Regions from separate parts of the Homo sapiens genome. Here regions 1, 2 and 3 are each linked to region 4. The links are chromatin contacts, found by Hi-C or POLR2A ChIA-PET in ENCODE. All regions are on one chromosome and are shown on one strand. Each heading gives the region's core, a stretch centred on a gene start or an enhancer-like site at or near the end of the contact. The rest is flanking DNA. Distances are from core to core; before and after follow the strand shown.

Region 1 (3,608 bases), core at 1,035-3,534, 1.9 Mb before region 4:
TAATTGTCATGTAAATGCCAATTGCTGAGTGTGAAGGCAACCAGATATCTAGACCAACAATTTATTGCTAGTGGATCAGATTGTTAGCCTAGGTACAATCCCTGTAACCCAGTCGACTCCACAAACCACTTATTTAATGGCACCGTAATGCATTTGTGTCTTTTAAGGCCTCCACCAGGAGATAAAGCTAATACAATACTTTGATTTAAGTGTTTAATGCCTTGCATTGTGGAAATTGGAGAATAATGGTAGGGTCTTGGGTTTGCAATCAAGAACTTTGTGTTTTGCAGATAACTAATTGTTGAATTTCCTTTATTTAGTTGTGCACACTGCAGTAAATTCTTGACATTTTGAAGTCCAGTAGTTAAGGTCCCCAATTAAAGGGCAAATTAACCTCTGGGTATGTGTTCTGCACCTCACTAGGTAAACAAGAAGAACTGAAATAGCAGAGAAACAAGAATTGGATACCTCTCATAAGGGCACCCATATGTATTTAATCTAGTTTATGAGAATGACTCTCTGTCAAACATTGTTCGTGTCTGTCCAGTGCCAGGAATCAATGATAAGAGAGAATTAGAACAGACTATACACAGTCCATGTGGGGAGATGATGGTACACATAAAACACAAAAGGCAGAAACGAAGTGACAAATGAAGAATATGGGTTGCAGCATCTGAAAACAAAGGAGAACATTGTGTTGGCCAAGGTGAAGCAGGATTTCTTCATACAAGCACTGAGACTTGATTTGGGACCTGGACAATAGTAGGACTTTGAAAGTTACTACTATAACCCCAAGAGAAGAGACTCTCCAGTGTTTGTAAGAATCACATGGATAAGTTGTTTAAAATGTGGATTCCTTGACCCTAACCAGGAGCTCAGTAGCTCTCATTTGGGGGGTTTAGTAATCTGGCTTTATAAAGACCATCCATTGGCGGGCACGGTGGCTCATGCCTGTAATCCCAGAACTTTGGGAGGCCAAAGGTGGGTGGATCATTTGAAGTCAGGAGTTCGAGACCAGATTGGCCAACATGGTGAAACTCTGTCTCTACTAAAAATACAAAAATGAGCTGGGCATGGTGGCATGCACCTGTAATCCCAGGTACTCAGGAGCCTGAGGCAGGAGAATCACTTGAACCTCGGAGGTGGAGGTTGCAGTGAGCCGAGATTGCACCACTGCGCTCCAGCCTGGGCAACAGGGCGAGACGCTACCTCAGAAAAAAAAAAAAAAAAAAAAAAAAAGAGCATCGAAGTGATGCCTGTTAAAGACACTACACAGACCACACTTTGAGAAACAATGCCTCAGAAGCTGGTTCACCTAATAGTTTTCTTAGGCAGAAAATCATATAATAGTGCCCTCTGTGGCACTACCTCCCAACACAAACTATTTTTATACTGCACGGAGATCTCATTTATAAAATCAAATATTCTCTTTTCCTAATGTATACTCAGTCAGGTGGAATTAACTAACCAGCTGGATCACACCGCATGTTTAGGAAATGGAGGAGAAAACCCTGGAATAAAGCCAGCCTCTTCACTGGCCACGGCTGTGCTTGGAATTTGTAAACCTGGTCATGCTTGTCATGTCCCTCAGGTATTGTCTAAATCAGGGTTTCTTAAACTCAGCACTATTGACATCTTGGATCTGATCATTTGTTGTTTGTGTGTGGGGGTGTCCCTTGTATTGCAGGATGTTTTGTAGCATCCCTGGCTGGCCTCTACCCATGGATACCAGTAGCAAACTCCCCGCCCTCTGCTGTGCCCATCTGTGACAGCCACTGAGGTCCTCAGAAGTTGCCAAAACTTCTTGGGGGAGGGCAGGGAAAAATCTCTCCCCAACCCTAGGTCTAAATCTAGTATTTAGTTTTTACTTTCCGCCCCCCCCCGGCTTTGTTTTTCGGAGATGGGGTCTCACTCTGCCACCCAGGCTAAAGTGCAGCGGTGTGATCATAGCTCACTGCAACCTTGAACTCTTGGGCTCAAATGACTCTCTTGCCTCAGCCTGCTGAGTAGCTGGGATTACAAATGTGTATCATCACACCTTTTTTCATTTTAATTTTTTTTGAGGTGGGGTCTTGCTATGTTGCCCAATCTAGTCTAGAACTCCTGGTTTCAAGAGATCCTCTCACCTCAGCTTCCTGGTAGCTGAGATTACAGGTGTGAGCCACCAAATCCAGTATTTCCTTGATGATGGCTTCCAGAGCCAGGGATCTCCTGGCAGATGGTGGAGATTTCTCTTTGGACCAGAGTTAGTACCTCTTGAAAGCCGAGCTGACTTGCTTGGAAGAACCTCAGACCTACTGTCCTTCAAATCAGTGCCCTCTTTCACTTCTCTACATGTCTCAAAACACCACTATTCAAATTAGTGCATAAGCCTAGGTTTCTGTTTCTGTTCTGGGACGTCTCTATTAAAATGCAGCTTCACTTGCCTGGAAAAGCTACAAACCCATTATAATCTTCAATAACTTAGAATATTATCTCAGAAGAGGCAAACTGGTCACCTAGGCAAAGGCCCAAGGAATTGGGGATGAGGATACACGTTTCAAGCATGAAAGCATGTCATTGGGACTGTGGTGTTGGCCACTGTGGGTAAGACCACTGTGCTGGCCTTCACACTTACTTGCCAGGTACCTCTGGGTGACTTCCCTAACCTCTCTGGAAATGAGTCTCCTTATCTGCAAAATAAAGATAACCACAGTATCTACTTTATTAGATGTTGTGAGGCTTATTAATAGAATATTGGTGAAGTGCTTAGCGCCATGTGTGGAATATAATAAAATGCTCAGTGGATGTCAGTTGTAAGTTGGATTATAAAGTAATTGTGTTGAGGTCATCTTGAGCTGCGCTGCTACAGTGTATGGTTTATGAGTGCAGGATGATCCTAGCTGCTCATGCATTGAGCATTAGGAGGAGGAGCTCCGGGCACAAAAAGGGCACCAGCTCCGGGCACAAAAAGGGCACCTCGAAAGTGGCAGTGAAAGGAATAGGATGCTTCAGAAAGGAAGGGAGTAGCCAGAAGACCCCTTGGTTTGGATAAGGATAATTAGGTTAAACAGCCTCTCTTCCCCTGCACACTCACTCCTTCCACAACTGACCTCTTTGTGCTCATTGTGTCTTGCAACACTGGCTATTTCATTTTTAAATCCCCTCTGTGCACAACTACAAAAGGTTCCAATTATCCTATTTCTGTCATCTCCCTTTATCCCACAAAGAAGACTCAAATTCCAAGGAAGTTAAGAAAGCCAAGTTTTAACCAATATCATATGTTTAAAAAAAAAAAAGAACTTTTCATGGTTACTTTTCTGCCTAAGCGGGACTGTAAATTCCCAGAGCAATAAACAGTATCCTCTTTATGTTTCAACGGTGCGGGATCTCCTACTGGCATGTGGCAAATACCAACATTATAATTACCAATTTGATGTTGTGAACAGCAGAAAAGAGTATTGCACTTTGTTTTCTCCCCGTCTTCCTCTTTTTCCTTTGAATAAATTTCCAAGGCCACGGAAAGGTATTAAAGTACACTGACAAAGAGACATTTAATCTGACTTTGTTCTCTTTTGCAAGGGTATCATAGATTGGGAAGGAGATCCGCTACCTAGACTGCATCAAAA
Region 2 (3,477 bases), core at 832-3,331, 1.9 Mb before region 4:
AAGTGCTGGGATTACAGGCATGAGCCACTGTGCCTGGCCTACATTTTACATTTTTAATTCCTTTAGAGTTCCCTTCTTCAAGTTGCTTATTTTATGCTATTCACTCTGTTAGAAGATAAATAGTAAATAAACTATATTGAAGTTTTGGAGTAGAATATTAAGAACCATGCCTAAATTGAGCTTTGGGGATTACTGCTGAATTTAAATGATCTGGGATGCCTTTGTTTCCTATTCGGATGGATAATTTACAGATATATGGTGTTGCTTGGTTTCCAGGGAATATTACATATTATAATCTACTGGGAACATTAGACATTTTTCTTTCTAATTAAAAAAAAATTCTATATTATGGCCATTATTAATAAAATTTTTATACAAAAATGCAAGCTATTCCTCTTTTCCATTTTCCACTAGAGTCTCCATTGCTTTCTTGACTTTTTAAAAAAATACTTTAAGTCTGATGGAGAGTAGAGTAACATGGCCCAGAATTAAGCTTATAATTAAGTAAAACATAAATAATAAGATCCAAATTGGCTCCATCATATTTTGCATGTGACACAACCACTCCCTGTTCCATCTATGTAGTAAACTTACTGTCCCACTACGATCACTGCTCTGTGACATAATAAAATAAAGTGGGCTGGGCACGGTGGCTCATGCCTGTAATCCCAGCCCTTTGGGAGGCTGAGGTGGGCAGACCAATTGAGGTCAAGAGTTTGAGACCAGCCTGGCCAACATGGGAAAACACCGTCTCTATTAAAAAAAAAAAAAAAAAAAAATATATATATATATATATATATAATGTATATACACAAAAAATAGCCGGGCATGGTGGCGGGCACCTGTAATCCCAGCTACTCAGGAGGCTGAGGCAGGAGAATCACTCGAACCTGGGAGGGGGAGGTTGCAATGAACCAAGATCATGCCATTGCACTCCAGCAATGTTGCTGGGCAACAACAGCAAAACTCCATTTCAATAAATAATAATACTAACGTGAACACTTAGCTAATTTAAGAAGTTTTTTGTTTGTTTGCTTGTTTTATTGGTAAGTTTCTGGAATGTAGGCTTGGGTTCCCCATAACAGTAATCACATGGCTACTAGATTAGTAATGTCCTATAGTTAGATAGGCCCCCAAATACATAAGGTAATGTTCACATCCAATTTATGAGACTGCGAATTAATTCAGGCCGAGTTACAAAAATTGCTTAATCACGTGTACAATGCCTGGTGGTCTCTTGTTATAAAATGATGTTGACTTTTTACTAAATAAGACAACAGGCTGAATTATGCTCTTGGAACCATGTGATAAATCTAAAACATTATTTTACAATATGTGCAGTTATTGCATATCTAATATCCTGTGCAGGTTACACAAGGTATAGGAAAGAGAATACATGTATGATGTATGCCCATAACGTGCTATTGATCTTAGTTGTATTTTATTATAATGCTGGAGCATTTGTCTGAAAAAGTGCAAGGACAGCCAGGCGCTGTGGCTCATGCCTATAATCCCAGCGCTTTGGGAGGCTGAGGCGGGTGGATCACCTGAGGTTGGGAGTGTGAGACCAGCCTGACCAACACGAAGAAACCCCGTCTCTACTAAAAATAAAAATAAAATAAAATAAAATAAAAATTAGCTGGGCATGGTGGCACATGCCTGCAATCCCAGCTACTCGAGAGGCTGAGGCAGGAGAATCGCTTGAACCCGGGTGGCGGAGGTTGCGGTGAGTCGAGATGGCGCCACTGTACTCCAGCCCGGGCAGCAAGAGCAAAACTCCATCTCAAAAAAAAAAAAAAAAAAAAAAAAGTGCAAGGACTCCACAAGTTTCCACTTTAAAAACTGTGGCACTTCTTCTCATTTTAGATCTCTTTAATGTGTCTCCACTGAAGCAAAAATGAATTGATCGAATACAAAGAAAACTGTAAACAATCATATTTGGTAAGGGTTTTAATATGGTTACAAAGAATTTTTTCTTTTCTGAGAATCAGATGCTTTCAGACCACTACAAATTGTCTTGACCACAAGAGATTTCCTGTTCTCTTTTATAAAACTCTGGTCAACAATTAGTATAGCTCAATAGCATAAAAGGGATCTGAAACTGCAGTGGAACTCAGCTGAGCTTCTCCTTTGGTGGTAGGATTTCATAAGGAGCCTATCTATTGTCCAGAGATCAGGCATTTGGAAATAAAAACTGTCCTGAAATGATGCATGCAGGCCTGTGTTTATAGTTTCAGGTCCATGAGATTCAGACATCCTCCCTTGCAGCCCTGTCACTTTCTGGTTTCTTGTAGCCTGCAGTGGATGGTCTTGGAGGTTTCGTTACAGCCACCAATCTGCTGGCTATACTGGCTACAGAAGACTTCCTTCCAAGCACATCAGGACTATCTCTCAATTGGCCAAAGGTCACTGTAAAAGTCTAAAAAAGGGCTGCTTATCCTATCTTGGGGCTGAGAAAAGCTTCCTCTGACAGTATTGTAGCTTCCCCCTGTTCAAAAAGGAGGACAAAATGATGGTGTTTAAAGTAATCAATCAGTCTAAGCTTGGGGAGTTATAAGCCTCACAATAAGAACTATTAACTAAAACTTTGTGATTAATGACCCTCAGCATGTGTTTAAAAGTGATTTTAACCTAAATTTCTCAGACATCGATATTGTCTTTTATTCTATTAGAGAATGTCCTTAGATTACATTAGTTTCTTGAAAAACATCTTTTACCACATTCAGAAGAGTATTGTTGTGATTTTATTTTACTTATTGTTTAAATATATGAGAATATTACTTTAGTACCTGACTTGTGCTTTAAAGGGAAGGCCCTTCTTGTTTTGCTGGGGTTGAACTGTATGGCAAATATACAAATAATGAACAGTTGTCTATTACTTGATAGCAGTCATTCCAGCCAAGTTAAGCATGAAGACACAGTGTTGTAGTATTTAGGTATATAGTAGTGATAGAATCCTATAAGAAGAACTTCAAGGTGTTTTACTCTTGGATTGACAAACTACTGAGCCAGTCATTTCACTTCTTTTTTGTGACTTATTTTCCAGGCTCCAAAACATGTCTCATCTCCTCTAAAGAGGTGAGGACCAAACATTCTACATATGGGAAGATGTGAGCATTAATAGAAACGAGGTGCTCCAACAATATAAAGACACCTACTGCACCAGGACCTCCCCCTGGCAAAGACTCTGAGGTCTGTGGTCTGAGTTTACCATCCAAGAAAGCCCAGTGAAGAGGGTTGCCTGCTGCGAGGCCTGCAGACATGGTCTAGGGAAGAGAAATGGACTGAAGAGCGGCCCAGCACTGCCAGCTCTCACCGGCTCCATCCCACCTGGCTGCCCGCATTTCTCCTTCAGGGCCAGCCTCATTCCTGCACAGGGCCTTTGCCCATGCTCCTCTGCCTCTCCAAAAGTCTTTTTCTTTCCTCATTCTTTAGAAATCTCAGGTTTTGTATAGGTGCCAGCTCCTTTTCAAAAGC
Region 3 (3,127 bases), core at 432-2,931, 1.2 Mb before region 4:
TTGGGCTAGAAATTACTTGACAAGTCAAACTATTAATGTAAGGTAATTACATACACAGGAATAAATAAAGAAAAAAATTGTGTCCTAATTGGTGTCCCCTGCTTTTTTTTTTTTTTTTTTTTTTTTTTTTTTTGCTGCTAATGGCTTAAAATTGATTGCATATGCATTAACTACAGACGTAATAGAGGATGATTAAGGACAAGTATGAATACCAAAAACTACATAATGAATGTCTGACTCATATTTTATTTACAGTGAGGTTTCAGGCAGGAACATGAAGTTGGCTGTTCTTTTACAATGTATGTTATCTACCTGAGGCATAAAGCATGTGGTACATGAACATACAGAGCAGATGTTAATTATTACTATTTTTCATGACTCTATCTCTTTCTTTTTACAAAAGAGATCAAAAGTCATTATGGCACGTGAATTTGGCTTTTATTACCCTGTATTGTTTTAAAATGAAAGGCCTTAACGTAGGTTTCTGCACATCACGTCTCTACCTACTACAAATAAGACACCATTGTTTAATTCATCCCTTAAAAGCTCATTCGTATGGACAAAAATGGGCAAAGCTAATCTCTATATATTTCAACTGATTATGTGTTACAAAAATAAACCCTAACTAGAGATAAAACTGGCAGCTTACATTTTCAACAACTTATTTTTCTTGATTACAATTTAAAAAATCATTTAGTGAGAAAAAAAAGGAAGAAAGAAACACAGTATTGTAATGTCAACCCTATGAAAACAAATATCCAGAATGTTCTGGGAAGAGCTCAGTTTGTTCTATAATTTGAAAACCACTGGGAACTGCTAAAGTGAATAACAAAAAAATCAAAATTTTATTAATATTTAAAATGCTGAAATGGAGAAAATTCAAAGTAGCATTCAGTTCAGTAGTAGAAAATGTGTAATTGTGTTAGACTTTAAAAAGAGAAAAATAACAATTTTTATTTCCGTTCTGTCCAGCAGTCAGATGATGTGCAAAGGGCAAGAAGGTTAAATAAATAGATACGATCATTCCAAAGACTCAAGTTGTTTGAAAGCAGTGTGAGCACACCTCCTCCAAGGAGAGTCGGGTTGTTATGAAGTACACCCAGGTTGCAGCGATTCACCTTACATGAGGGGAAGATGAAGAGCTCTTCAAATGAAGAAATGTGCTTTGCACATTCTGGCCCACTAAAACACTTTCTGCTCCAAACAGAAGTGGTATTTGCAGGCCCTACTTTGGAAGGTTTTATAGATAGGTCATGATTACTTCCTCTGACCAAATCCATTTTGTACAATCTTGCTATGGTTCTGTATCCTTGGCCTTCACAGTTGGTGTACATAGATGCCAAGGAATAAAAAGGATAACAGCCATCTGGTTCTCATCTCAACCAAAGAGGCAGGTTTAACTAGAGGAAATGGGTGCATGCTCGTGTGTCAAGTTATTTTTATTAGACCTGAAAGCAGAACCCTGGAATGTTGTACGGGGAGAGGTCATGCAATCTTTCCTTTGGAGACCTTTAAAACCACAGTAAATTTCCATATTGGTGAGATGATAGTAGTGTGGTTCTGCCTAAGAGAAAGGAAAGGATTACTAAATGAGTCTTTAGGCCATTTCAATGTAATTCTGCAGGAAATTCTAAAAAAGACCCTTACAAATTAATGGTCTTGGTTATGATTTTTATAGCCTTATGTCACCACAAAGGGGTGCTATTGCATTAGTTTATGTCCTTCCTGGGAAAACGTCTTCAGTATTTTCCAAAAAAAAAAAAAAAAAAAAAAAAAATTCCTACATAGGCTTTCAGCAATCATTTTGGCAGCATCAAGCAGTAATTCATTGTTTATCATGTGTTTTGGAATGACAGGGATCTGTATTAAAATCAATATTGCTAAGATTTCTTTGGATTGTTTACAGGCATACCTTGGAGGTATCATGGGTTCAATTCCAGACCATGGCAATATAGTGAATATTGCAATAAAGCAAGTCTCAATAATTTTTTGGTTTTCCAGTACATAGAAAAATTATTTTTACATTATAATCCAGTCTATTAAGTGTAAACATTGTGTCTAAACAATGTACATACCTTAATTAAAAAAATACTTCATTGCTAAAAATGCTAACGATCATCTGAGCCTGCATCAAGTCCTATGTTTTTGCCAGTAGAAGGTCTTTCCTCAGTGTTGATGGCTGCTGACTGATCAGGGTAGTGGTTGCTGAAGGTTGGGGTGGCTGTGGCAATTTCTTAAAATAGGACAACAGCAAAGTTTGCCACATCAATTTAACTCTTCCTTTTACAAAAGATTCCTCTGTAGAATGCAATGCTGTTTTTTTTTCTTTTTCCCTCCTTTACCTATGCCAAACCATATGATGCTGTTTGAGAACATTTTCCCCACAGTAGAATTAAAGTCATTTCTCTCAAACCCTGACACTGCTTTATCAACTAAGCTTATGTGATATTCTAAATCCTTTCTTGTCATTTCCACAATGTTCATAGCACCTTTACCAGGGGTGCATTTCATCTCAAGAAACCACTTTCTTTGTTCATCCCTAAAGAGCAACTCATCATGTGTTCAAGTTTTATCATGAGATTGCTGCAATTCAGTTACTTCTTCAAGCTCCCTTTCTAATTCTAGTTTTCTTGTTATAATTTCCACTTTACCACATCTGCAGTCCACTGAGGCCTTCAGTGCCTCAAAGTCATCCAAAAGGTTGAGATCAACTTCTTCCAAATTCCTGTTCATGTTGATATTTCAAACTCTTCCCATGAATGACAAGTGTTCTTAATGATATCTAGAGTGGTGAATCCTTTCCAGAAGTTTTTAAGTTACTTTTTTTTACCAAATTTATCAAATGAATCACTATCTGTGGCAGCTATAGCCTTATGAAATAGATTTCTTAAATAATAAGATTTCAAAGTCAAAATTACTCCTTGATTCATGGATTTAGAATGAATGTTATCTTAGCAGGCATAAAAACATTAATCTCCTTGTACATCTCCATGAGAGCTATTGAGTGACCAGGTGCATTGTCAATGAACAGTAATATTTTGAAAGGAATTCTTTTTTTTTCTGTGCAGTAGGTCTCAACATGGGCTTTAAATATTTAATAAATAATGCTGTAAACAGATGTACTGGC
Region 4 (3,352 bases), core at 335-2,834:
ACGTACAATTTGCTAAGAATCTTCTTTGTCACTTGAAAGTCATATGTACACCCACACCTATGCATGAGCCACATTTTCACTTAAATTTCAAACTCCAAAATAAATATTTCTATGAAGAGTTTTAATACACAATGGCAAAAGATAAACTCTTCTGGTTTAGGCAGTTTTTGTTTTAGCAGACTATCTAAACACAGCTGCTACAACTTCCAATAAACAAAGAGTAACACTAAACCACCTGTATTCGGATACTCGGATTCCTTCTTGGAAAAAGAGCATCTTTACCCTAGCTATCAGAAAATTCCATACCAAATAGTAAGATTTTTTTTTTTTGAGATAGAGTCATGCTCTGTCGCCCAGGCTGGAGTGCATGGACGCGATCTCACTGCAACCTCTGCCTCCCGGGTTCAAGGATTCCCCTGCCTCAGCCTCCCGAGTAGCCGGGATTACAGGCGCCCGCAACCATGCCTGGCTAATTTTTGTATTTTTAGTAGAGACAGGGTTTCGCCATGTTGGCCAGGCTGGTTTTGAATTCCTGACCTCCGGTGATCCGCCCGCCTTAGCCTCCCAAAGTGCTGGGATTACAGGCGTGGGCCACCGCGCCAGGCCTGTTGTTGTTTTTTAAATAGAGACAAGGTCTCACTATGTTGTCCAGGCTGGTCTCAAACTCCTGAGCTCAAGCGATCCTCCTGCCTCGACCTCCCAAAGTGCGGGGATTACAGGCGTGAGTTACCGCGCCCGGCTGTAAGATAGTTTTTTCATATCCTATTAAATATATATAGCATTGCAACATTTAACTTAGCCTAACTCCTACAGCTAAACATAAAACTTGCTCCCGAGTAGCAAACAATTAAAATGGTATCAAATTATGTATTAATCGAAATTCTATTAACTGAAATATGAAACACCTAAAGCCCTCAAAATGGGCAAACGTTGCGTGGTGCAGTCCCAGACCCAAGCTTCTGGGAGTGAAAGGTGCACCCGCGACCTTGCCTTGCTGGCTGGCTCTGGGACTCTGCGATAAGCCGCCCTCCGGTTGTCTGCGATAGCTCCTGAAGCAGGAGAGTGTCTTTCCCACCCTCCGCCTAACAGGCGGTATCTGACCCTTCCAGGCAGCAGCTCCCCAGCCTCCGGCTGCGCTGGGGCCCGGAAGGACGAAGCTTCCCGGCAGAGAACCTGGGCAGAGGCGTCCGTTGGGTAGGCGGCCGCGACCCGCTCGCTGCTTCTCCCCTAGTCTTCGGGTCCCTTGAACGCAGGTCGCTTGTTTGCCTTACGCGTAGTCAGCGGCCAGTGGCTATTTATGGCAGTAAGGAATATTATCCACATTTCACATGGAGCTTAGAGGACAGGGCGAGGGTCCACACTCTCCTTACTGCGCTCTGCCGCGGTCCTGCCCCGCTGTGCCCTCGCGGCCCCCTTAGAGCCACTGCCGGCGCACGCGGTCTGCAGACAGCAGAGCGCGGGCGCGCACAACTAAGCATGCGCCGCGGCCGAGCCGTCCGCTTTAAGGCCCTCCCCTCCCGCACCCGGCCCCAGGAACCCGGGGCGCCCCGGATCGGGAACGTGCGTGATGACGCACGTGCGCGCGAAGACGTGGGGACGCAGGCGGGTCGTAGAGAGCGTGAGTTTCCGCGTCTGTTTGGTCCGGCTGCTGTCGTTGGTTGTGAGCGGCATCTCTCGCCGTTTCCCCGGGCTGCGGGAGCTGGCGGCCGGGCTGGGGCTGCTGGGCGGAGGTCGGCGCCTCCCGGGGGGCTAGGGCGAGGGAGGCATGGCGGGGCTGGAGGCACAGCCTCCCCGTCCGGGGCAAGTCCGAGAGCGGGGAGGGCGTTTCCTGGGGTAACTCCACCTGGGGTCTTGTCGAAGTTGCCGCATCTCCGCCGGACCGCACGGGAACGACGTGCCCACACTCGGAGGAAGGGGTTGGCGCTGAGCGAGTTTAAAGGGTTCCTTTTGAAAGCAGGAAGTTTGAAGTGACGTTGCATCAGCAACAGAGCATGCAGTTTCAGGTGCTCTCGGGACAGCTTTCAGTTTCTCAGAACAAGTCTAAGCCTCACCGCAGTAATAACTTTTATTAGAGGACAAAAAATCCGCCAAAGTAAACCCTTTCTGTCCAACCCCTAAAAACCTTTGGATAAACGTTTACAAGAAACGGATCACAGCCTTATTTGTTTTTCTAAACTGAGCATAAACTCTTTTGAAGACTCAGCGTTACTGTCAAAATGAATGAGTGCCTGCCTAGTTATGATTCAATTATCGAGGTGTTTGGGTCTCTGCAGTACACTCAGTGACTCCCAGGCTTTTCTTTTTTCTCTTTGAAATTGCTTATTAGAAGGCTTTATCTAATTTCTCACAGTTGTGTGTCTTTTTGAGGTAGTTCTAATAAACTTTAAAGGCTTCTGGTTTGCTGCAGGCCTGCCGTCGCTGTGGAAAGCAAGTATTCTTTCAAAGAAGAATAGAAGTGCATTGGTTTCTAAATAATCCCAGGACGCTAGGATCAGCATCACTTGGGAACTTCTTGGAAATGCACATTTTGGGGTCTTATCCCAAACTTACTGAATCAGAAATATATTTTAACAAGCCTTCCAGTTGATACCAATGCACCTGGACGCTAAAGTTTGAGAATTAATGGCGTAGTGATAACACCCATTGTGGAATCACATATAATGGAATTTGAATTGAAGTAATTCCTAGATGGAAAAACTTGGACATGTTACCTCACAGGGCTGGAATATGAAGATGCAAGAAAAATGTTTAACACAAAACACATAGAAAACCCTCAAAGATGTTATTAAGTAACTTATTAGAACTGCATAAAATAAGTACATAGTTTGTGCTGGAAGGATTCTTCAGCGGGGTAGATATGAGCTGTAGCGCATGGATATTGGGACTGCTGCTTAGAGGGTATTTTGTTTACCTCGGGATTCTCAATTCTGTGTAGTCAAGGTTGTTGGATGCAGGATATTCAGTTAAAAGTTAAAGCAGTGCATACTAATGCTATTGTGGTTGTAGGATTTTTAAGAATAGCATTAGTATTTATGTTGAAGAGTAGTTTTTAATTCTTTGGCCTTCTGATCTCTTCAGCTTTGTTTGGAGACAGTCTCTTTCTGCCACCCAGGCTGGAGTGCAATGGTGCAATCTTGGATCACTGTAACCGCTGCCTCCAGGGTTCAAACGATTCTCCTGCCTCAGCTTCCCAGGTAGCTGGGATTACAGGCGTCTGCCACCACGCCCAGCTAATTTTTGTATTTTTAGTAGAGACGGTTTCACCACGTTTGCCAAGCTGGTCCCGAACTCCTGACCTCAGGTAATCCACCTGCCTCGTCTTCAGTTTAGTTATACCTTCTTTGACCCAGAA

Evidence for each region. Hi-C counts contacts between places; a loop is a spot of excess contacts on that map. ChIA-PET counts read pairs that join two places held with the same protein, here RNA polymerase II (POLR2A). Pooled maps may share reads with other maps.
Region 1: a map with no recorded cell type shows a loop between it and region 4 (3-fold over the local background). The contact joins the enhancer-like site here to the promoter of RHBDD1 in region 4. A Hi-C loop is called at or near these places in 2 of 168 maps with a recorded cell type or tissue (CD4-positive, alpha-beta memory T cell and GM12878), 6 of 37 single-sample maps with no recorded cell type and 13 of 50 pooled maps. POLR2A ChIA-PET finds 5 or more read pairs at or near these places in 2 of 52 experiments (OCI-LY7 and activated naive CD4-positive, alpha-beta T cell).
Region 2: a map of CD8-positive, alpha-beta T cell shows a loop between it and region 4 (3-fold over the local background). The contact joins the enhancer-like site here to the promoter of RHBDD1 in region 4. A Hi-C loop is called at or near these places in 2 of 168 maps with a recorded cell type or tissue (CD8-positive, alpha-beta T cell and naive thymus-derived CD4-positive, alpha-beta T cell), 2 of 37 single-sample maps with no recorded cell type and 11 of 50 pooled maps. POLR2A ChIA-PET finds 5 or more read pairs at or near these places in 1 of 52 experiments (activated CD4-positive, alpha-beta T cell).
Region 3: a map of posterior vena cava shows a loop between it and region 4 (5-fold over the local background). The contact joins the enhancer-like site here to the promoter of RHBDD1 in region 4. A Hi-C loop is called at or near these places in 3 of 168 maps with a recorded cell type or tissue (endothelial cell of hepatic sinusoid, posterior vena cava and sigmoid colon) and 10 of 50 pooled maps. POLR2A ChIA-PET finds 5 or more read pairs at or near these places in 3 of 52 experiments (A549, T-cell and activated T-cell).

What each region holds. Positions count from the first base shown.
Region 1 is chr2:224,955,412-224,959,019 of GRCh38, forward strand. The region is part of intron 1 of DOCK10 (dedicator of cytokinesis 10); the gene reads right to left. Among named protein-coding and RNA genes, the nearest start is that of MIR4439, 53 kb to the right of the region's middle. RefSeq lists an enhancer at 2,337-2,726. Within about 2 kb of position 2,285, at least 6 of the 41 ENCODE cell types and tissues checked have a DNase peak (open chromatin) inside an H3K27ac peak, as active enhancers do; they include GM12878 and OCI-LY7, where a contact is called at or near this core.
Region 2 is chr2:224,920,335-224,923,811 of GRCh38, forward strand. All of the region lies in intron 2 of DOCK10 (dedicator of cytokinesis 10), which reads right to left. Among named protein-coding and RNA genes, the nearest start is that of MIR4439, 88 kb to the right of the region's middle. Within about 2 kb of position 2,082, at least 7 of the 41 ENCODE cell types and tissues checked have a DNase peak (open chromatin) inside an H3K27ac peak, as active enhancers do; they include CD8-positive, alpha-beta T cell, where a contact is called at or near this core.
Region 3 is chr2:225,668,855-225,671,981 of GRCh38, forward strand. All of the region lies in intron 7 of NYAP2 (neuronal tyrosine-phosphorylated phosphoinositide-3-kinase adaptor 2), which reads left to right. Among named protein-coding and RNA genes, the nearest start is that of NYAP2, 270 kb to the left of the region's middle. Within about 2 kb of position 1,682, at least 2 of the 41 ENCODE cell types and tissues checked have a DNase peak (open chromatin) inside an H3K27ac peak, as active enhancers do.
Region 4 is chr2:226,834,470-226,837,821 of GRCh38, forward strand. It overlaps RHBDD1 (rhomboid domain containing 1), which reads left to right and starts at 1,585. Exons shown (of 9, transcript NM_001167608.3): 1 at 1,585-1,618. RefSeq lists enhancers at 904-1,198, 1,038-1,107, 1,948-2,097 and a silencer at 1,368-1,897.